Linked DNA regions of Homo sapiens: region 1 is linked to region 2. A link is a loop called in an ENCODE intact Hi-C map of the cell type or tissue named here. Cell type or tissue: heart right ventricle. All regions are shown on one strand. Links, peaks and the distances in the headings refer to the core of each region. The heading gives the core; the rest is flanking DNA. Region 1 overlaps MYO15A (myosin XVA). Region 2 overlaps ALKBH5 (alkB homolog 5, RNA demethylase).

Region 1 (5,000 bases), core at 1-5,000, 60 kb after region 2:
CACTGCTTGCAAGAGCCCAGCCAGCTCAGCCGGTACCTCCAGGTGCCCCACAGCGACTACCTCCCGCTTGCTCAGCTCCTAGAGGGACAGTGCATGGGACAGGGACAGGCCTGCCACATCCCCACCTGCCAGCCTCCCTCCTTGGCCCTGCTGCCACCCAGACCCACACCCACCTCCTGCTCCCACAGCAGCGCCCCCTCCACCTGGCACCTCCACTCTGCCCTCAGCTTCAGAAGAGAAGATGTCAGGTTGGGGAGTGGCAGGCAGAGGTGACGACCGGCACCCAGGCAGGCCAGGCCAGCTTACGCAAGGCGGCCACACTCAAGCAAGGGGGGCAGCTTGCCTGTTGTGTGGAGGTGACTGCCCCACTCCACAGGTGGGGCGGGAGGCTGAGGTTGGCCAGAGAAAAGGGGAGGGAAAAGGAGAGAGCAAGAGAGAAACAGAGGCAAGCGGAGGGAGAAAAACGCTGGGGAAAGAGACACACAAGGAGGATTTCTGGGAGGTGGCTGAGCACTGTGTCATGGGAAGCCCTCCTCTGTAGCGCCACCTTCAGTAAAGGCTACCTACTGCTTCATTGCTTTGGGAACTGCATTTGTCTTTCTGGTGGCTAGTTTGCATGACAGTGGGTCAAGACATGAAGGTAAGAGCAAAACCATACCCAGTGACATTCAGGTCACCAAATTCTAATGGCCCTCAATTCCCGAAGACCCCACTGTGAACCCAGCACCAGGCCAAATCCTTCAATGCAACATCTCATTTAACCCTCTCCACAATCCCAAGGGGTAGATGGGAAAATCGAGGATAGACAATGGCCAAAGTTAAAGAGCTAGTGGGTGGCAGAGGCAGAATTTGAACCCAAGACTGCCTGAGGCCAGTAGTCTCCTCTTGGGTGCTAAGTGCCCTTTCCCCTTCTCTGCTGTCCCCTTGGACCCAGATAGGGTAGGGCCTATACCTTGAGATAGCGTCGGCGGCTCACGTATGCGTGTACCAGGGACCGGAACTTCACCAGACTCCTCCTCATCTGCTGATAGCGTTGCCTGGGTTGGGGTAGTGGGGAGGTCAGGGATTGGGGCCACAGGGTGACAGGGTGACCAAAAGGTAGAGAGGCCCTTGCCAGCCTGGCCTGGGAGCCAGTGCCCACATCTCACTTTTGGGGTCCTTTGGCTCAAAGGGAAACTGGAGCTCAGAGAGGGGCAGTGACTTTGCCAAGGTCACACAGCATATTAAGTAGCAAGGCCTGGATTAAACCTGCCTGAATAATTTATTTCCCAACAGCTTATAATCTCAGGTCCCTGAAATGCAGGGTAAGGCCCCTCTTGGCTGAATGGATTCCCACCCACCAGTCACAAGGGCCTGGGGTTGGCTGGGAAGGGCATTCAAAAGCAGAGACACAGAGAATCTGATCATTCTCCTGCAGAGGCCTCCACCCTCAGCTTGCATGCCTCCAGGGATAGGGAGCTCACCACCTAAGTTCAGGCGTGACCTCTCCCGAGCCTGACCATAGGTCTCCTAGGAATCCTGCCTTTTCTGTGCCTCACCTGGCAAGGTAGCCACGGGCCCGGCTTTGCAGCAGGATGATCTTGTGGCGCAGAGAGCGGAATCGCCGCTTAATGAAGAAGCCACGGAGGCAGCGCTGCAGAGTGAGGGCTGCCAGATTCAGGACATGCTCTCGCATACTCTCCAGCAGCTGGTATAGGTGTTCCTTAAGGAACAGCTAAGGACAGGAGGAAGGCACTGAGGCAGATAGGAGCCAGGAGGCTGGACTAAGGGCCCCTCCCTCTCTAGAAGTCCGTGGAGACAGAATAGGCAGGGCAGCCTCCTGGAGCGGGGCTGGAGGGATGGGGTGGACTTGGAGAGGTTGAAGAGAGGATGCTGGTGAATCAGGTAGTTAGCATTCCATATCCCAAGCTCATCTGGGTTGCTCCTGGGATGGCAGTCTCTAGCTTGGACATTTCTGACTCAGTAGTTGTGGACCCCCCCAAACTTGGGGTCTCCAAGGGCTGACTGTCGGGCAGGACTCACCTTGCTGACCCCAACACGGTACATGTTTGGCATGACTTTGCACAGGCGACTCAGCACTGACACACACATGTCCCCATTAGCCGGCAGGTCATGCTTGAGGGCCACTAGACAGCAGTACCTGGTAGGGGGCCCAAAGTTAGTCTGGGGCTATGAGACCTACCCGAGGTGTCTGCTAGACCATGGGGTTACTGCCCCCAGCCAGGTGTCCAAAAAGCCTGGTCCCAGTGGTGGCTCCACAAATAGTTTATTCTAATCTGAAAAAAGGCACTCCATCCTCAAGACTCTTTACTTCTGGGTGTCAGACAATTGTTATAATAGATGATTTCAGTACAACAGGACACTTGACTGCCACCTGCTGGAAACTTGTCATTATAACTACTAAAACCATTCTAATAACGCGGAGCGTTGATTAGACATATTATACGTTATACAACATATAACTACAAAAAAAGGCAAAACAATAAATGTATCTACCACATTAACAGTTAGCATGTGGTAGCCTTGTGAAGTGTACAACCTGAGCAACTGTGCATGGCAAGCCCTGTACTGCCTGGGTTGTGTATTCCTGGGGCCATGGGGAGTTGGGCAGGGATTTGTAGAGCTCAGGAACTACCGTAACCAAGATACCTGTCGATGAACCCCTGGAAAGGCAGGCGCACTGGAAATCCCTCCTTGCGGATCCTCACGGTCTCCAGCACCCCTGAATAGCGTAATTGTGCCATTACCACATCTGGCTCAAAGAGACCTGGCTCCTGTAGGGATGCCCAGAGAGGGAGTCTGCACATTGGCTCAGCCATGTGCAAAAGGCATTATCATGGTGAATATTCCCAGTGCTAGGCTGGGCAGATGCAGGTCCTGAGAGGCCAAGCCACTTGCCCAAGGTCACACAGCATGGGCAGGAGGATTTGGCTCTCTCAGAGGCCTCAGCTCTCACTCACCTTCTTGTGGTTGGGCTTCAGGCAACGCATGAACAAGGGGTTGCACCTGGCAGTGGCAGGAAGAGGACAGCATGAGGCCTCAGAAAAAGAAGGCGCTCAACCTCTGAGGGTCATGAGGTGGGTTAAGGATGAGGCTGGGTGCTCCGCCCACCTGCCCCCCACCCCACCTCTCCATCTTTTCCACCAGATCCAGGAGTGACTGCTGGAACTTGGCGGCCACAGTGTGCGCCTTGTAGAGCCGAGTGACGGAGCTGCTCTTGCCCAGGCGCTGAGGGGCAGCCTGTGGGGCATGGCTGGAGAAGAGGTGTGCCACCACCTGGGCAGGGGTCGGGGCAGGGAAAACAGACAGGCAGGGTCCGGGAGACCGAAATGAGGAGGAAGAGAGAGCAGGAGTAAATCTCCGGACCAGGGGGATCTGAAGACTAACTGGACCCCTGTTCTCTCTGCAAGGCCTCTGTCATCCTGGCTTGCATGCTTCTCAAAACAGGTGGGGCTCAGCATCTTCCAAGGGATCCATCCCATAACTGGCTTTTTCCCCTTCAGTCTAAGGAACACACAGTTACTGACTGTGTGCCTGGCCCCAGGGTGGCCTGTTAGATACATGGTTGTGAACTCTGGCTATGACCTCATGAGGAGGTTGCCCAGTTGACAGGAGGAAGCGGAGGGCCAGATAGGGGAGGTGATGTTACCAGGCCTGTGCTCTGTCATAGGGCCATCTGCTGGCCGTAGTGTAGCTGGGATGCAGGGCCTCCCCAAGCCTTCAAGGAACCCAAAGTTGGTCCCCCAAGCTCTTCCCCGGGGCCTTATGGGTGGGGTGGGAGAAACTGAGAACACCAGGAGGTGGGACTGGGGGAACAGGTCTGGCAAGAAGCCAGGAAAGAATGGGCCAGGGAATGGGGTGGGGCCCAGAGTGGGGTAAGTACAGGGCAAGGCCACAGCTGGTGGGGTACAGGGTTAGAACTGGGAGCGGGGCCAGAGTCTAGCCACTGGGGCTGTGGGGAGCCAGAGGACAGGATCAGGATGAGGCGCTAGGTTTAGGGCGGAGCCAAGCTAGGTGGGAACAGGCCAGGAACAGGGTGTCCAGGCCACCCTTGTCTTTGTCTGGCCAAAGCTAAGCGGAGCCAGGACGTGGCAACACGGTCCCAGGCCTGAAGGCAGGCTGGGTGTGGGGGTGGGGACATGCCTGGGGGCAGGGCCAGAGCGGTGGGAGGCGAGGCTTACCCGTGTCCGGCTCCGTACGAACAGGTCCAGCACATCCTGGCGCACTTGGTCGTGGTTCTTGTCCAGGAACTTGTGCACCTGAAAAGGGGAACAATGGCCTGGGTAATCCTGGCCTCTGTCTCTCTGTCTATCCTAGGAGGGACTGGATCCTCCTCACTTCTATGGTCCCCACCCCTCCAGCCCCCACCATTCTCCCTACTCCTGGGGGAGGGGAGCATTCGCCATGGCTTCTCATGACCAACCTGGGTCTTGGCCTCACCCTCAGTGAAGGACATTGTCCTGTGCCCATTCTACAGATGAGAAAAGTAAGGCCCGGATGGGGACAGAGGCATGGAATCCTAGCCTGAGACACCTCCAGGGCAGGAATGTGCCTCAGATAATAGTGATGAGGGTGACCATAGTGATGTCACTATTGATGAGCTACTCTTTATCAAACCCACCCTACATTTTTCACACCTGCCCCATGAGTTGGGCACTATTATTACCCCATTTTCCAAGTGAGAGAACTGAGGCTCAGACTGGCTAAGCAATTTGCTCAAGGTCACAGAGCTGGGGCACAGCAGAGCCAGAATTGGACCTGGCTGTGAATGTCTGGGGCCAGTGTTGTGCTTCTGTGTCTCCAACAGCTAGCAGCACTGCAGCACCAGCGTCCAGGCCGACTGTCTTAGGGCTCACCTGGTAGGTGACCTTGCCTGCATAGTGCTTGATGGTGAACTCAGGCAGCGGCATCTTGGGTTTGGAATAGAGCGGGTTGGCGCCATGATGGTAGTGGCACTTCTGTAGGAAGGTGTGGTCTGTAGCCTGGGGGCAATTTAGGGA
Region 2 (16,243 bases), core at 4,485-9,484:
TTTTAAATAAACCCAGCCTGATACAGCCCCACTTAAAAGATGGCTGCTCTGCTCCACCACCTCTACTGGCCACTCCAGCATCAGCCTCTGTCCCCTATTGATGCCAACAGCCTTTCCATCCAGGAGGAATACCAAGAATATGAGAACCTAGGTCCTGGCCAATTCTATTCTTCAGCCCTAACAGGCAACAAAACCAAGGAAAAATATATAGAATCAAAAAAAACAAAAAACAAAAAACAAAAACCCCCCAATGAACAAAAACAAAACCCTCAAAACAAAAGGAGGGGCAACTACGTAAGGATGAGCCAGAGTTCCCAGGAGGGCGGCGGGTAGACTCAGTGCCGCCGCATCTTCACCTTTCGGGCAGGGCTGCCTGCTGCCTCAGAGCAGTCCTCTGAGGACTCGTATGACTTGCGCCAGTAGTTCTCAGAGCTGAAGCTACCCCTCCGCCGGTGTGTGGGCAGCAGCACCGAGCGCCGGTTCTCTTCCTTGTCCATCTCCAGGATCCGTGGCCTGCAAGGAAAGGGAGGTAGGACGTTATCTGAGAGGCTGGCAGGAGGCGCCTGGCTTTACCGCTGTACCTCGTCTCATCCTTGGGATGGGTCACTTCAGCTCAGTGGTCCTCAACGAAGGGTAGTCCTGGCAGAGGCCCTGGTATCGGAGGTTCTTGCCCACTAAGTGCCAGTGACCATCCCAGTCTTTGGGACATTTCCCAATTACCCTGTGGGGTCTGCCTGGCTTGGAGTCTGGTGCCCTGGGACACTGCCAGGGCTGCTGGACAGAGGTCTTCCCTACCACAGCCTCAAGACTCTGCATGGTTCTGCCATCTACCTTTACTTCCCAGCTCTACCCACTTTCTCTCTCTTGGGCCTCCCAACACCCCCTTCTCCACTTACTAACCCCATTACCCCCTGAAACCACAAAGCTCTTTTGTATCTCAGGGTTTAGCTCATACAGTATTTCCTGCCTAGAATGCTCTTCCATGTCTTCCTTATCCTTCTGGAATCAACTTAAACATTACCTCCTTGGAAACCTTCCCCAACACTTAAAAAATATTTTTTTTTTTTTTGAGACGGATTCTTGCTCTGTCGCACAGGCTGGAGTGCAGCGGTGCCATCTCGGGTCACTGCCAGCTCCGCCTCCCAGGTTCACGCCATTCTCCTGCCTCAGCCTCCCGAGGAGCTGGGACTACAGGTACCTGCCACCACGCCTGGCTAATTTTTTGTATTTTTTAGTAGAGACGGGGTTTCACCGTCTTAGCCAGGATGGTCTCGATCACCTGACCTCGTGATCTGCCTGCCTTGGCCTCCCAAAGTGCTGGGATTACAGGCGTGAGCCACTGTGCCGGCCAAAACATTTTTTTTCCTTTAAAAAAAATTATCTCCTCAAATACCTTTTATCCAATCCTTTTTGAAATAAGTCCCTGGTTCACTATTATCCAAGTCCCAAGATTCCCTCCTGACATCTAAGTATAATTCCACAAGGGTGTCTGGGTGAGACTGAACAAGGAAAGTCATGGGAAAGCCATGATATTGCCATCTGTTACAGTCTCTGCCTGACCCCTTCTCTCTGGGTGTACAGGCAGTTGGCCAGGGTTAGATGGGAATGTCACCAATGCCACCAACCCAGAGGAACCAGACATAAGGTTTTGAAAGGGTGAGCAAGCCAAGGCTCCTAAACAGCCTACCCCAGGCTTCTCCACCCTTCTCACCCTGCAGCCAGGCCTTTGCCAGCCTTTGCTGAGGGTCCTAAACTGAGTACCTGTGGGCAGCATCAGGGTCTGCCTTGCGGTGGGACCGCTTGGGTTTCAGAGCAGGGTCCCTGTTGTTTCCTGACAGGCGATCTGAAGCATAGCTGGGTGGTAACACGGAGCTGCTCAGGGACTTTGTTTCCAACCGGGGTGCATCTAATCTTGTCCTGCAAAGGAAACATGCATGGGGTCACCAAAGGGCCTCCGGTGAAGGTGTGGGCACCATCAGACCAATTCTCTGGCCAGGCCAAGTGGGAGCCAGCTAGACCTGGAAGCCAGCAGTCTCTGCTCTGTACCTCACTCTCCTTGAGGTTCAACTAGAGATTGGTCTAGCTGACTTTCAAAGACCCTCCTCAAGTCCACCTTTAGGAGTAAGGAATGGGAACACTTCTGTCTGGAAACTCCCAATGACAGGCTGTGCTACCCTAGGGGCAAGATCCCAGGGCTCGCTCTTAGCTGAACCAAGCAGCCTCACCTCACTCCACTTGGACCCACAGGTTCTCTGGGGCCATCTACTTCATTTGCCAGAGGACCAACGGCCCCACTGGTGGGTCCCAACACAGGAAGGATCCCTGGTCCAGGCCTGTAGAGGGGCTGGAGAGAAAGAGAGCCAGAGCTACCCTATCTTCTCACTGTGCAGACAGGGATGCTGAGACTGAGTGGCAGAGCCAGGGTAGGGAACCCAGGCCCACTCCACAACCATGAGCAGTCATCTGGCAGTTTCTGCTCATTTCAGGATGCTGACAAGGTAAAGGCCAGAGGGCTTTTGAAGGCACAGTCCCCACCAAGCAGCAGGTGTAGCCATAGGTTTCAAGGAATACACTGCCTAGTAAAGGGAAGGCACACAAATACAGATGAGGAAGAGGGGGATGGAGAAGCTGGGTAGCGGTAACTCAGGGCAGTGATCCAAGTCCTTTATGAAGCCAGAACAGAAGGGAGCTGGCATGGAAAACCTCAAAGCCCTCAGGCTCCTTGTGTGGTACAGAGAAGGCTGGCAAGTCAGGCAGGTGGGAGCAAAGGGCAGAAGGACCCATGTAATAGACTGGGTGGGAAGCGATAGGACATAGCTAGCAGAGACCCTGAAGGCACCTTTTCCAGGGTCTGCTAGACACAAAGTAGTAACTTAGTTCCGAAGGAGTAGGGGCTGCAGTCAGAGCAGGACTCTAAGGATACTAGAGGATGCTGGGGAGAAGTAAGCAGGAGGGAAATCCAAGAACTGCCTTGGGCTAGGCTGCTTGGCATCCTTGGTAACAACTGCATCTGGTCCTCAGTTTCCCCCATTCCCCATGGCTGCCTCTCCACATTCCACTGGCTGGCCTACTGTACATAGATGGGAAGGATCAGAAAGGCAGTAAGTCATGCATCCTGCAAGTCACGGGGGAAAGTTTAAAGCCAAAGTGAGACTTCAAGCCTGACAGGCAAGAGTTACTCTGAACGTGGGTAGGAAATCTCTCTCCTAAAGGCAGCAGGGGCATCTCCTTCCTTCCAGCTGGGAACCAATGTTCTGATGCCTCAGGCCCAAACTGGTGGGTAGGCAGGTAGGACAGGCATCCCCATCCCTTTGGGTTGGCCTTGCAGAGGGGGATGCCAGTAGGGCCCAGCTGCAGTGAGTGACTCTTCAGTCTCAGACTCCACTCTGGACTCCTCCAGACTCATGGATGCAGAACCTAACATCAACAGGAGGATGATCTAGTTTTGGCACTGCCATTCAGAGTCCAAGCTAGTCACCATCCCTCCTCGGGCCTCAGTTTCCCCATCTGAGCAAAAGAAAGAAATGTGACTAGCTCTAAGGCTTCTTTGCGCTGAGGGTCTAAGGAATCGAAGGCAAGTTGCCTCCTTCAAGGCTGGGATTCTCTGGGTAGAGGTGGTACTGGGCAACTACCAGAGATGAGTATGTGAAATAGAATAGAACCATTCTTTTTTTTTTAAAGAGAGATCGTGTTTTGCTCTGTCGCCCAGTCTGGAGGGCAGTGGTATGATCATAACTCACTGCAGCCTTGAACTCCTAGGCTTAAGGGATCCTCCTGCCCAAGCCTCCCAAGAAGCTAGGACTGGGCCACCATGCCCGGCTAATGGTTTTTTTTTGGCGAGACAGGGTACCACCATTTTGCCTAGGCTGGTCTCTAACTCTTCTAAGTGATCCTCCCACCTCAGCCTCCCAAAGTGTTGAGATTACAGGTATGAGCCATCAAGCCCGGCTCCAGATGAGCTTTTTATTTTTATTATTATTTTTTGAGACAGGGGCTCCTTCTGTCGCCCAGGCTGGAGTGCAGTGGCGGGATCTTGGCTCATTGCAACTTCAAGCGATCCTCCCACCTCAACCTCCCAAGCAGCTGAGATTATAGGTACCCGCTGCCACACTCGGCTAATTTTTATATTTTCAGTAGAGACAGCATTTCACCATGTTAGCCAGACTGGTCTCAAACACTGGGGCTCAAGCGATCTGCCCATCTCAGCCTCCCAAACTGCTAGGATTATGGGCCTGAGCCACCACACCTGGCCCAATTACCTTTTCTATTTTTTTTTTTTTTTAAGAGAGTTTTACTCTTGTTGTCCAGGGTGGAGTGCACTGGCACGATCTTGGCTCACTGCAACCTCCGCCTCCCGCGTTCAAGCAACTCTTCTGCCTCAGCCTCCCGAATTGCTAGGATTACAGGCATGCACCCCAACGCCTGGCTACTTTTGTATTTTTAGTAGAGATGGGGTTTCTCCATGTTGGTCAGGCTGGTCTTGAACTCCCGACCTCAGGTGATCTGCCCGTCCTGGCTTCCCAAAGTGCTGAAATTAAAGGCGTGAGCCACCACGCCTGGCCCAATGACCTTTTCTTTACCAGGCTTCGTGTCATCAAGTTGAGAGGTCCAGGTGGCAGAAATCAGACTAAATAAAATGTTAGCCTTTATACTTGACTTAAAGGACTCTAAGGGCCTCATTGAAGAAAGTCCCTCCTCTGGTACCCATAAAGCTAAGACTCTATAGGTGCCAGGGAGCCCATGTTCAGGGAAGGAAGGCCCCTGTGTGCCCCAAAAGCCCCAGTGAAGCCCTAGTGGGGGCACTCTGGAGTTGTTTCTTCGGGTGAATGATGGATGGTAGGAGAAAAGCAGAGCCACCAAGATGAGAGCTCTTGACACATCCCCTGGGACTGTTATAAGTACATCTCATAACAGCTGGAGAAGCTCCTGCCCTCCCTACACTTCCAAAAATTCACCAAGCTGCAGGATGCCAGGCTAGAGCTTGACTCCAAGCCCAGTGCCCACCAGTAGCTTAACTTCAGAACATGCCCCTGTTAAAAGGCAACCAACTCTCATGGCGTAGGCCAGGTCCTCAGGGTTTAGCAGAGAGTCACAAATCTGGATTCAGGAGGCTCAGTTCTAGCAGTAAGGTCTGGACCCAGGCCTCCTCAGGTGGCAACAGGAATGAAGACCTGCCTTACAGATGAGTCAGTATTCAAAGGTCAGAGCAAAGCACCTCGGGCATGTGACCTCGGGCATGTGAGGTTGACCGTGATACCCAGAGCGGCCACCTACCGTGTCAGGACAAAGCAGGGACAAGGGAGGTCACAACAAAGGATGGCTGTAGCACTAAAGTGTGAACCGAAGGGAAGGGAGGGAGTTGATCCTATCCTAGGTCCTCCAGAGAAGCTGCTGGGGTGAATTATTCTCCCTGTAGGGACTGGAGAGCAAAGCTAAATCCCAGAGCAAATCACTAGCTTGAGTCACAAAGCTACTACCTACTACTCTGTGATGGCCTCTAAAGCACAGGTGGGGCCAGGCACAGTGGCTCACACCTGTAATCCCAGCACTTTGGGAGGCCAAGGTAGAAGGATTACTTAAAAGCCAGGAGTTTCAGACCAACCTGGGCAACAAAGTAAGACCTTGTCCCTATTTAAACTCTTTTTTTTTTTTTTTTTTTTAAAAGACAATCTTGCTCTGTCTCCAGGCTGGAGTGCAGTGGCACGATCTTGGTTCACTGCACCTCCACCTCCCAGGTTCAGGCAATTCTCCTGCCTCAGCCTCATGAGTAGCTGGGACTACAGGTGCACGCCACCATGCCCAGCTAATTTTTGTATTTTTAGTAGGGACAGGGTTTCACCATGTTGGCCAGGATGGTCTTGATCTCTTGACCTCATGATCCGCCTGCCTCAGCCTCCCGAAGTGCTGGAATTACAGGCGTGAGCCATCGTGCCCGGCCCTAATTTTTTTTTTTTAATTAAAAAATAAAGTGCAGGTGGGCCCTCCTCAGTGCAAGAGAACACTGTGCATGCAGGTGGCAGCACCACCATTTCTGGGAAGATGGTAAACCAGACCGCACTCAGGCCACGATGACTCTGGAGCGAGGGCAGTCCCCAGCCAGCTACCAACTACTCTCCAACGTCTGGCACCACCTTTACCAGGCATCCTTGTGCTAAAAGCTTGGCTTTCCAACAAAGCGAGGCAGAGACCAGTATTGTGGGCCTGTCCAAGCACCCTCTTGCCTATTTAGTAACCTGGGTCCCTAGAGCTAAGGTCTAAGCTCCAGCACCTTTGAGAATCAGACTCCCACAAAGCTCAGGTCTGTACCTTGCTGGCTCTCCTGCAGTAGTACCCACTCCCCTCACGGGACTCTCCCCACCCATCTTCCACCAGCCCCCTGCCAACATCAGACTTCTGTTTTTTTTTGTTTTTTGTTTTTTGTTTTGAGTCGGAGTCTCGCTCTGTCGCCCAGGTTGGGGTGCTGTGGTGCGATCTCGGCTCACTGCAACCTCCGCCTCCTGGGTTCATGCCATTCTCCTGCCTCAGCCTCCAAGTAGCTGCAACGACAGGCGCCTGCCACCATGCCCGGCTGATTTTTTTTGTATTTTTAGTAGAGACGGGGTTTCACCGTGTTAGCCAGGATGGTCTCGATCTCCTGACCTCACGATCCGCCCGCCTCAGCCTCCCAAAGTGCTGGAATTACAGGCGTGAACCACCGCACCCGGCCAATTAATTACTTTCTTTGAAACAAGGTCTATCACCCAGCCTGGAGTGCACGGGTGGGATTACAGCTCACTGCAGCCTTGACCTCCTGGGCTCAAGCAATCCTCCTGCCTCAGGCTCGCGAGTAGCTCGGACTATAGGTATATGCCACCACACCTGGTTTTTTAAATCAATCAATCAATCTATCTATCATCTATCTATCTATCTATCTATCTATCTATCTATCTATCTATCTTATCTATCCTATCTATCTATCTATCTATCTATCTATCTATCTATCTATCTAAGATGGAGTCTCACCCTGTAGCCCAAGCTGGAGTGCAGTGGTGCAATCTTGGCTCACTGCAACCTCTGCCTCCCATGCTCAAGCGATTCTCCCAAGTAGCTGGGACTACAGATGCATGCTACCACGCCCGGCTAATTTTTTGTATTTTAGTAGAGATGGGGTTTCACCATGTTGCCCAGGGTGGTCTCAAACTCCCGCGCTCAGGCAATCCGCCCACCTCGGCTTCCCAAAGTGCTGGGATTACAAGTGCGAGCCACCGCACCCAGCCAGGAAGAGTTTAGAAGACCACCTAGCATTCACAAGTTTAACCACAACTGCCCAATTTACAGGTGCAGATAAGACTGCATTTGGAGAGGAGTGGCAGAGCCAGGGCAGAAGCCCAAGTTTGTCACCTTCCTGGTGATCCCATTGTACCCATATTCCTTGGGCAGGCCACAGACACATCAGAACAGTCAGGCTGCCAAAAGGGCAGGGTGTATGCACGTGGACACAGACTTACTGAACCAGGGAACAAATGTAAGCTAAATCTAACCACAGGAGACACAAATCATGGAGAAAGGAGCAACACCAAGCCCTGGTCAGAGAAACTAAGAGCTAGCCACCCCTCACCCCACTGCTGAGGAACGAGGTCCAGAATGAGACCTCCACTTCCTTCCACTGCTCATCCATCCACTCAGCCTCACATTCAGATTGCTCTGCTCTCATGGAAGGTCTCCTGACTCCTCGAACTCTGTGGATCTAATGACCAAGTAAGCTATTGAGCTTCGCTTCCTACAATCTCTCACATGCAAATCCCTCACCCCACTGCTCACATGCCTCCACGGCTCCCCAGCGCGCTTAACATTTCTCTGCACAGCGTGAAGCTTTTGCTGTCTTAGGCCGGTGTATCAAGTCCTCCACTCCTTATCTATTCTGTGTTCCAGAACAGAGTTCCTGGACTCCAAGCCTCTGTAAAGAGCATCTCTTCTGACTGAACTATCTTTGCCCCTGAGCCTCATTCTATGCTGGCTAAGGTCCAAGCATCCTTGACTACCTTCAGGTGGCACTTATCTGGAAAGCCTTCTTTGACCAGTTCCTGTTGAGATGCTAAATGTCTGCCTTTTCCCAAAGGACAAAAGAGAATAGGAACCCATACAAACCCCATTCCGGGTACTAGCACAGAGCCTAGCACACACCAGCTTAGGTTACCACTTGGCAAAGGGATCTCCAGCTGCATTTCCCAGCTTCAGACCACTCTGAGCTGAGTTCCACTTGACCAAAAGCAAATAAATGGGCTATATATACTGCTTTGTGCCACTTTATCTGGTTAACTGGAGAGTACCAATCTCAAGAATACAAGTCTCACAGTGCAATCCTGAGGGCCTCCTAAAAACCAAGGGATTGGGTGCCCTAGTCACCAACTCAAGGCCCCGAAGACCCATAAGCCATCTCTTGAGAATCAAATGTTGACCTAAGGCCTCCTTCCCTCTTTCATTCCTCATCTACAGAAGTCCCCTATATTTCCCTGCCTCCTAGCCTTTGAGCTTACCATTTCTGCCTGGCCAGCAATTTCTAGCTCAGGGGCCAGATCTACCAAGCTCACCTTTACCCTTCCTCCCGCAAAGCTGGATGTAATTTAAAAAAAAAAAAAATTTTTTTTTTTTTTTTGAGATGGAGTCTCGCTCTGTCTCCCAGGCTGGAGTGCAATGGTACAATCTCGGCTCACTGCAACCTCCGCCTCCCAGGTTCAAGCAGTTGTCCTGCCTCAGCCTCCCCAGTAGCTGGGATCACAGACACCTGCCACTATGCCCAGCTAATTCTTGTATTTTTAGAATTTTCATCACGTTAGTCAGGCTAGTCTTGAACTCCTGACCTCAGGTGATCCAACTGCCTCGCCCTCCTGAAGTGCTGGATTACAGGTGTGAGCCACCACGACCGGCCTGGGTTTTTGGGGTTTTTTTTGCAGGGCTCCCAGAGAATACCCTGTGCTTTTACACCAGTGTTCACTCTGCTTTGTGTTGGAATGGCAGGCAAAGTGCAAACTTATTACATGTGAAGCACCAAGGGGGCACTAAATTTCCTGCGGTGCCCACCTCAAGTGCCTTGTACATAGTAGATACTTGATGTTTCCCTCAAGTCAGAAATCCCTGCTCAAAGGCCATTCCAACTAGCAATGACCTGAGGCAGCTCACTTCCTACCTGAGCCCCTTTCCAAACAGAGTTCATACCTTCTAGTTTCAAGGTTAATATGTGGATGCTTGGCACAGGGCAGCTAGCAAGGCCTACCAGGAGCAGAAGCACAGAGTGCACTAGTGCAGGAGCACTAGGGAATCATGGGAAAACTGGAAGACTCCCCTCACAGATGAATTATTATACCCCAGAAGTTTGTCAGCCTCTTGGTTATCTAACTAGTAATTTAGAACTTTAACCACACCTCCAGTAAGGTTAGGTCCAGCCTCCCCTTCCAGGGTTACCAACGATTACAGAGAAAAGACTTGCATGCTGCGGCAGCTTGCCCTCGGTCGGCTGGGAGACAGTAACATTCAGGGAAGTTTGGGGGTGCTGAGGCACCTCAAAGAGCCGACTAGCCTGTAGCTGCTGCCTCACCCCACTCTCTGTAGAGTGCCCCCTACATACTCATAACATTCTCCCCAATCAGCACAACTCTCTACTTGCACAGCAGAGGCAAGAAAGCCCTTCTATATCTGAGCTCCAGTTTCCTAACTCAAAGCATCCATCCCAACGACACACTGGGGGAAAGGGCAGGACTTGGGGTACTCCACTGTGCAAACCACCAACGAACCACAAGACCCAGGTTCCAGGTGTCACTCAGCCATTTACTGGCTAAGTTGTGACCCCAAACATTATAACACCAAGGGACAGTCTGAGGATTCCACTCTGGGGAGACTTTTTTAAAAGGTTACTTCCAGCCTCCCCGTAAGAAACAAGGGCACATGTGCATGAAGACTTGGCACCACCCATGTTCACAGAAGCTGCGTTCTGTCCAACCAGAAAGCACTTGGCAGCTGCCCACCCATTTCCTTCCGTGAGGCCCTTAGAAAGACCTTTCCAGCTCTGACTGACCTGAGCTGGTGACAGAGCTCCCAGGGTCTCCACCAGCAGCCTGTGCAATCTTTATCTGAACTTATGAGAAGGCAGGACCGGCTCTAACTCCTCTACCATAATCAGGGCCAGGCTCAATGCCCAGATTCTACCCACTGTAACACAACCTCACCAGAAGACATCAAACCAGCCAGGTATCTTCCAAGGCCACATCATACTTATCTCCGGGCAATGCCTGGGCCAAGATGCTCCCCTTTTTAAACTTGTCACAACCCGTCCTTTCCCAAGACAAACCCATGTAGCTACTCTGGAGCTGCTCCTCACCGGCCTGAATTGTTCTCCACACTAGTTGATGCCTCCTCTGGGCTGCACCTCATGCTAGGCCCCAGATGAACAGGGATCTCCTTACTCCTACAGAATGCAGATTTGAAAATTCACAATGGCAAGCGTATGAGCTGTGACAGTCCAAACAGGGGTGTGTGTATGTGTCTGCATGTGTGCTGAAAGGGCTTTAGGTGATGCTAAAAAGCTAAAGGGCTTTTTATATGATGCTTTCTGCATGTCAAAATGGTCAATCTGAACGATGAAGAATGACTAGGTTATCTGAGGAGTTGGTTATCATGTAGGTTTATTTGGGGAGTTGGGATATGAATCAGAGGATGAACATGTTAGATGAGAAGGTATGCCCAATGGAGGCCACATTGCCACAAGAGCCCAGGCACAAATCCATAAACCATAACAGGAGCTGCAGATACTTTAGAGTTCCCCACAGCTGTGCACTTCCCCAGCTCAGCTACCTGGGGAAGCTGGGACATCCTCCCACTCTTCTCCAGTCCCCTTACACCACAGCTCTGTGCTTCTGCACTCCAGCCCAGTCTGTGAATGGTTCCTGGGCCCACTGAAGTCAGAAGGTAGAAGAGCTTCAGTCACCCAGTAACAGCCATTCCCAAGGTCAGGCCACTGGCAGGGACCTAGCTGGCTGAAAAGCTTCCCAGGGAGCTGATTAACGGTGCAGACTCCTAGCTGTGCTGAGGAGCATCTGACTCAGTTGGACTGGGCGGCCAGGTATGGGAGTCACCATTCAATAAAAGAGTAGCAGCTGGAAGACTGACACTCCAGCTATGGCCACTACCACCTGCACATCCAACTAAGATTTCCCCAAAATAAGCTATTATGGGAAGATGAGAGGAACTCTTGGGAAGTTACTGCTCTGGTTCTATGTAACATTAGAAGTTCCTCTCCAGGTTCCTGGCCTGGGCAGGCCACCCATCCCTGGCTGCAGTTGGAGGTACCAGGTACAGCCTGAGAAGAAATGACTGGAGGAGAGGCTGGAAGAGTGCTACACTCTGGACTCCATTGTTTCCGAGTTCTTGCCTATGCTGGTTATCACAGAAAAATAAAGTACAAGGCAGATAAAAACTCTTCCCTTCCTCTGACAAATTCTGGGAACAGTCTTAGGCTAGAAAAGAGAGGCTGCCAACCCCACCAAGTTGACCCAAGTTTCTGGAGCTCCCACGTGTTCACTGCTCTGCCTGTACCATAGGACTGTCCCACAGATATGGATCATACCCATCTACTATAGTTAAAACAGACTAAAAGTTTTGACTTGGCAAAGTGGCAAAGCCATACCAAAGAGACTTCACCACTACAATATTCTGGAGTTATGGGCCCAAAGGACCAGGATGCCAAAGTTATTGTTTACTGACTAAAGTTGATGCACCAGAAAAAATTCCCAATGACCAAAGCTGGAAGAATTTGAGCATAAAATAAATTCCTAGGAGTCCATACTTACATAAAAAATATACTTATATAAATAAATGATTGAATAAATGAAGGAGAGTAGACCAATCCCCCCTGCAGAAGAATTCTAAGTAATTCACCTGCATGCTCCCCCTCAAGGAGATGGTGCTAACTCCCACACTCTTTAACTGTGGGCATGCATGGTGACTTCCTTCCTAAGGGTACAGTATGGACAAGGAAAAACAGTAATTTTACAGTGGAAAACCTGACAGTGCATTGGCCAGATGATCAATATCAATAGTGTTAAGTTACATTGATAGTATATATTCTTGGTTATGTAGTAAAAATGGCATACACTTTACCATAAAAACATCAGACAAATTCTAATTGAGAGATTTTCTATACAATACCTAACCAGTCAATATCATCAAGAATAAGGCAGGCTGGGCATGGTGGCTCACACCTGTAATCCCAGCACTTTGGGAGGCCAAGGCAGGTGAACCACTTGAGGTTGGAAGTTAGAGACCAGCTTGGCCAACATGGGGGAAACCCCATCTGTACGAAAAAATAAAGTTAGCTGGGTGTTGTGGCACACGCCTATAGTCCCAGCTACTCAGGAGGCTGAGACACGAAATCACTTGAACCTGGGACGCAGAGGTTGCAGTGAGCCGAGATGGTGCCACTGCATTCCCGCCTATTCCAGCCTAGGCGACAGAGTGAGACCCTGTCTCAAAAAAAAAAAAAAAAGAATAAGGCAAAGTCTGAGAAACTGTTACAGCCAAGAGGAGTCTAAGAGGAGTCTGAGTTGATATGTCAACTAAATGTAACGTAGGATGATCTTGGGACAGAAAAAGGACATTAGGAAAAACCTAAGGAAATCTAAATAAAGTATGGACTTTAGTCATACCAATAAAAAATTAACAAATAGGAGAAATGGGATGCAGAGTACATGAGAACTCTGTACTATCACAATTGTCTGTAAATCTAAAACTATTCTAAAAAATAAAGTTTAATAAAAGGAAGGAAGGAAGAAGACGACAGACAGCAAGTTTTATGGGTCAAGCCTAAGTTTACGTGCTTGTTTTGCTCTGCTCACTGACTTCTATGACTCTGGGCAATCACCTATCTTCTCTGGGACTCTATTCAAAAGGTAGGCGTGAACCAGGTATGGTGGCACTTGCCTCTATTCCCAGCTACTGGGGAGGCTGAAGCAGGAAGAGAGCTTGAGTCCAGGACTTTGAGGATGCAGTGAGCTATGATGGCACCACTGCATTCCAGCCTGAGCAAGATGGGTGGACAGTGGGGCAAGGCTTGTCTTGATCCAATGTCTGTGAGGCTATGGCTTCTTCCACTCACCCCGTGAAAGAAATAAATGCTGGTGAAGCCAGGTTTGTTGATGTTAAGTAGCACATCCCTGATTCCCTCCCCAGAGAAGAGCCACAAGCCATGATTCTGCCGAATACTACATCCTAACCTCCCACCCTTGTCTCCTCTCTTCACTCCCTGTTCCTTCCAGCAGTGAAAACCCAGGCATTTTTAAAGCAGGCTGCTAAAGGCACAGTCTAAAAATAATCACCAAGAGTACGTGTAACAAATAAGAACGAAGGAGGTGAGGAATAGAGGCTAAGGGGTGGGGTGAGGTTTGGAAGAATGTTGCCCAAATCTTGTCTCAAGATTATACCCACAAATATTGGGCGTATATGCTTTTGCTCAGTCCTAAACTCCCTAAATAGAGTACTTAATTTTCTGATAAAACAACAAAACAACTTTATCCTCACAGGATTCAAATAAAAAGAGAACTTAACAGTTCTGCTCTCCACTCTGCCATGCCACTGATACATAGGAGCTGAGTTCTAAGTGGACCCAGAGCTACATCTCCAGACAGGCCTGCAGGTGAGGCAGAAGGTCAGACATCAAGGCACTTACTTCCTGAGGATGATGACTGCTCGGCGCTCCTTGATGTCCTGAGGCCGTATGCAGTGAGTGATTTCATCAGCAGCATATCCACTGAAAAGAAACACAGAACATGTGACCATGAAGAGTAGACAGACAACCAAAGTTCCTGGGGGATATAACAGGACAGGAACATGGCCTAGGTCTTACGGCTGCTCTCTACCCATTACTTGAGAGTTTCAAGGATCTACATGGAAGGGAATATCATATTAAGTTCCAGGATGCTTTTGCCAAGAGACTGTAATACTCAAGGAAAAACCTGGTATGACACAAAGGAGACCCCTTGGCCACTTAAGGCAGAGGCTGGAAGCAAGACTCTCCCTGAACAGGCCAGGAACCCTTTTTTAAAAGGGTACTCCAGAGAGTACACTGTAGCTCCTCCTCATTCTCCCTCCATTTAGCAGGTAGAGAAAGCCAAGGCAGCCACTGATAGCACTGAGTCACCAGGGAGAGCTAGGACTGCCTCATTCCAAAATAGAATATCTACATGAAGTCTCCATTTGGGGGGATCCAAAATTTTGAAGACAGTTGTGTTTGAATATTTTAAGAATTTCCGGCTGGGCGTGATGGCTCATGCCTGTAATCCTAGCACTTTGGGAGGCCGAGGTGGGCGGATCACCTGAAATCAGGAGTTCGAGACCAGCCTGGCCAACATGGCGAAACCCCATCTCTACTAAAAATACAAAAATTAGCCAGGCATGGTGGTGGGCGCCTGTAATCCCAGCTACTTGGGAGGCTGAGGCAGGAGAATCGCTTGAACCTAGGAGGCAGAAGTTGCAGTGAGCCAAGATCACGCCCACTGCACCTGGGCAACAGAGCGAGACTCTGTCCCCACCACTGACCCCCACCCCCTGCCCCCCGCCCAAAAAAAAAGGATTTCCATCATACTCAGATATCTGTTTATTTTCAACAAGTTACATGACTTTTAAAACCGCTCAGAGACCAACTAATGTGGGTAGATGACTGTCCTCTTCTCAGCTAGCGTCATTCCAATTTGAAACTCTGGAAGCAAGCTCTGAGCTTCCTATACCCCTCACATGCTATCACTGGAAGCATGGCAGCCACAAGATACTCCCACTCCAAGTTACTCTACTGAGCTGCAGCAGTTCTACACACCCAGAAACTCAGCCACAAGCCTAGTAGGACAAGTATGGCTTAGTTTCCCTACCTGGCCCTGTACCACAAACCCTTCTCTCATGGCTGCTGATCAGCTCCCTTCTCAAAGGCTAGTTGTACAGACACAAACTTAACTATTAAAAACACTGCAGGCCTGGGAAGGACCCCTCAAGATGGCCAGGCTGGCCAAACCTCAGCTCTAATAACTGGATGCAAGAGCCAACAAGAGATAAAAAGCCAGACTGCTTCAGGCTCAGCCTTAAGGAAGCACCTCTGATTTGGAAATCTGATTTGAGCTCATGCTGGGGATAGAACAAACCTTTATTTTATTTAATTTTTTTTTTTTTTGAGACAGTCTCACTCTGTCACCCAGGTTGGAGTGCAGTGGCACAATCTCGGCTCACTGCAACCTCTGCCTACCGGGTTCAAGCGATTCTCCTGCCTCAGCCTCCCAAGTAGCTGGGACTACAGGCGCACCCCACCACGCCTGTCTAATTTTTGTTATTTTCAGTAGAGATGGGGTTTCACTATGTTGGTCAGGATGGTCTTGAACTCCTGACCTCGTGATCCGCCAGCCTCGGCCTCCCAAAGTGCTGGGATTACAGGTGTGAGCCACCGCGCCCGGCCCAAACCTTTATTTTATAGATCCACCTTCTCCCTCAAGCTGCTCCTAGACAAGAATTTTTCAAAATTTTCTCCATGAACACCAGTCCCATAAGAGACAGTAGACAGGCTAGGCACGGTGGCTCACGCCTGTAATCCCACCCAGCACTTTGGGAGGCCAAGGTGGGCATGTTGCCTGAGGTTAGGAGTTCGTAACCAGTCTGGCCGACATGGTGAAACCCCGTCTCTACAAAAATACAAAAATAAGCCAGGCATGATGGCAGGTGCCTGTAATTCCAGCTATCGCAGAGGCTGAGGCAGGAGAATCGCTGAACCTGGGAGGTGGAGGTTGCCGTGAGCCGAGATAGTGCCACTGCACTCCAGCCTGGGTGACAGAGTGAGACTCCGTCTCAAAAAAAAAAAAAAAAAAAAAAAGAAAAAGACAGTGGACGAATGTCTACAGTGAAATCAATTTGTAAAATACTGATTAGAGTTTCAAAAAGCATTAATATATTTAAAGCACATGAGAATTACTACAGCAAAAGAACCCACTGACTTTGAGCACTTACCAAAGAACCTTCTCTCATAATACCTATTAATACCCATCAGCCCACAGTGAGAAGTACCACACAGGAGTTAGTGAGTTGAAGAGACCTGGGTTCAAATGTGAGCTTTGTCTCCTACTAGCTTTGTGACCTTTGTTAAATCACATGCTGAACCTAAAAACCTGTACAGTTTCTTCATCTGTAATAAGGAGAACAGTAGGTTCTTGGGTATTCATTTTGTTATGCTTTATAATTT

What was found. Peaks named below come from ENCODE experiments on the same cell type or tissue, not always from the same donor. Only the 100,000 strongest peaks of a DNase experiment are listed, where the experiment ranks them.
Region 1: a loop joins it to region 2, with 2.1 times the contacts of the local background. A loop is called at or near these places in 55 of 110 quality-filtered maps.

What each region holds. Positions count from the first base shown.
Region 1 is chr17:18,138,793-18,143,792 of GRCh38, reverse strand. It overlaps MYO15A (myosin XVA), which reads right to left. Exons shown (of 66, transcript NM_016239.4): 18 at 4,857-4,982; 19 at 4,182-4,259; 20 at 3,128-3,276; 21 at 2,961-3,006; 22 at 2,650-2,774; 23 at 2,023-2,140; 24 at 1,539-1,714; 25 at 953-1,037; 26 at 174-227; 27 at 1-78. Among named protein-coding and RNA genes, the nearest start is that of MYO15A, 33 kb to the right of the region's middle. RefSeq lists enhancers at 1-576, 577-1,542. In heart right ventricle, for the core only: a CTCF peak has its summit at 2,382 (motif pointing left); no DNase peak of the experiment used is centred there.
Region 2 is chr17:18,192,489-18,208,731 of GRCh38, reverse strand. ALKBH5 (alkB homolog 5, RNA demethylase) reads right to left here. Exons shown (of 4, transcript NM_017758.4): 2 at 13,697-13,777; 3 at 1,762-1,917; 4 at 1-513. The coding sequence ends at 336. Among named protein-coding and RNA genes, the nearest start is that of ALKBH5, 17 kb to the right of the region's middle. In heart right ventricle, for the core only: no CTCF peak of the experiment used is centred there; a DNase peak (open chromatin) is centred at 7,409.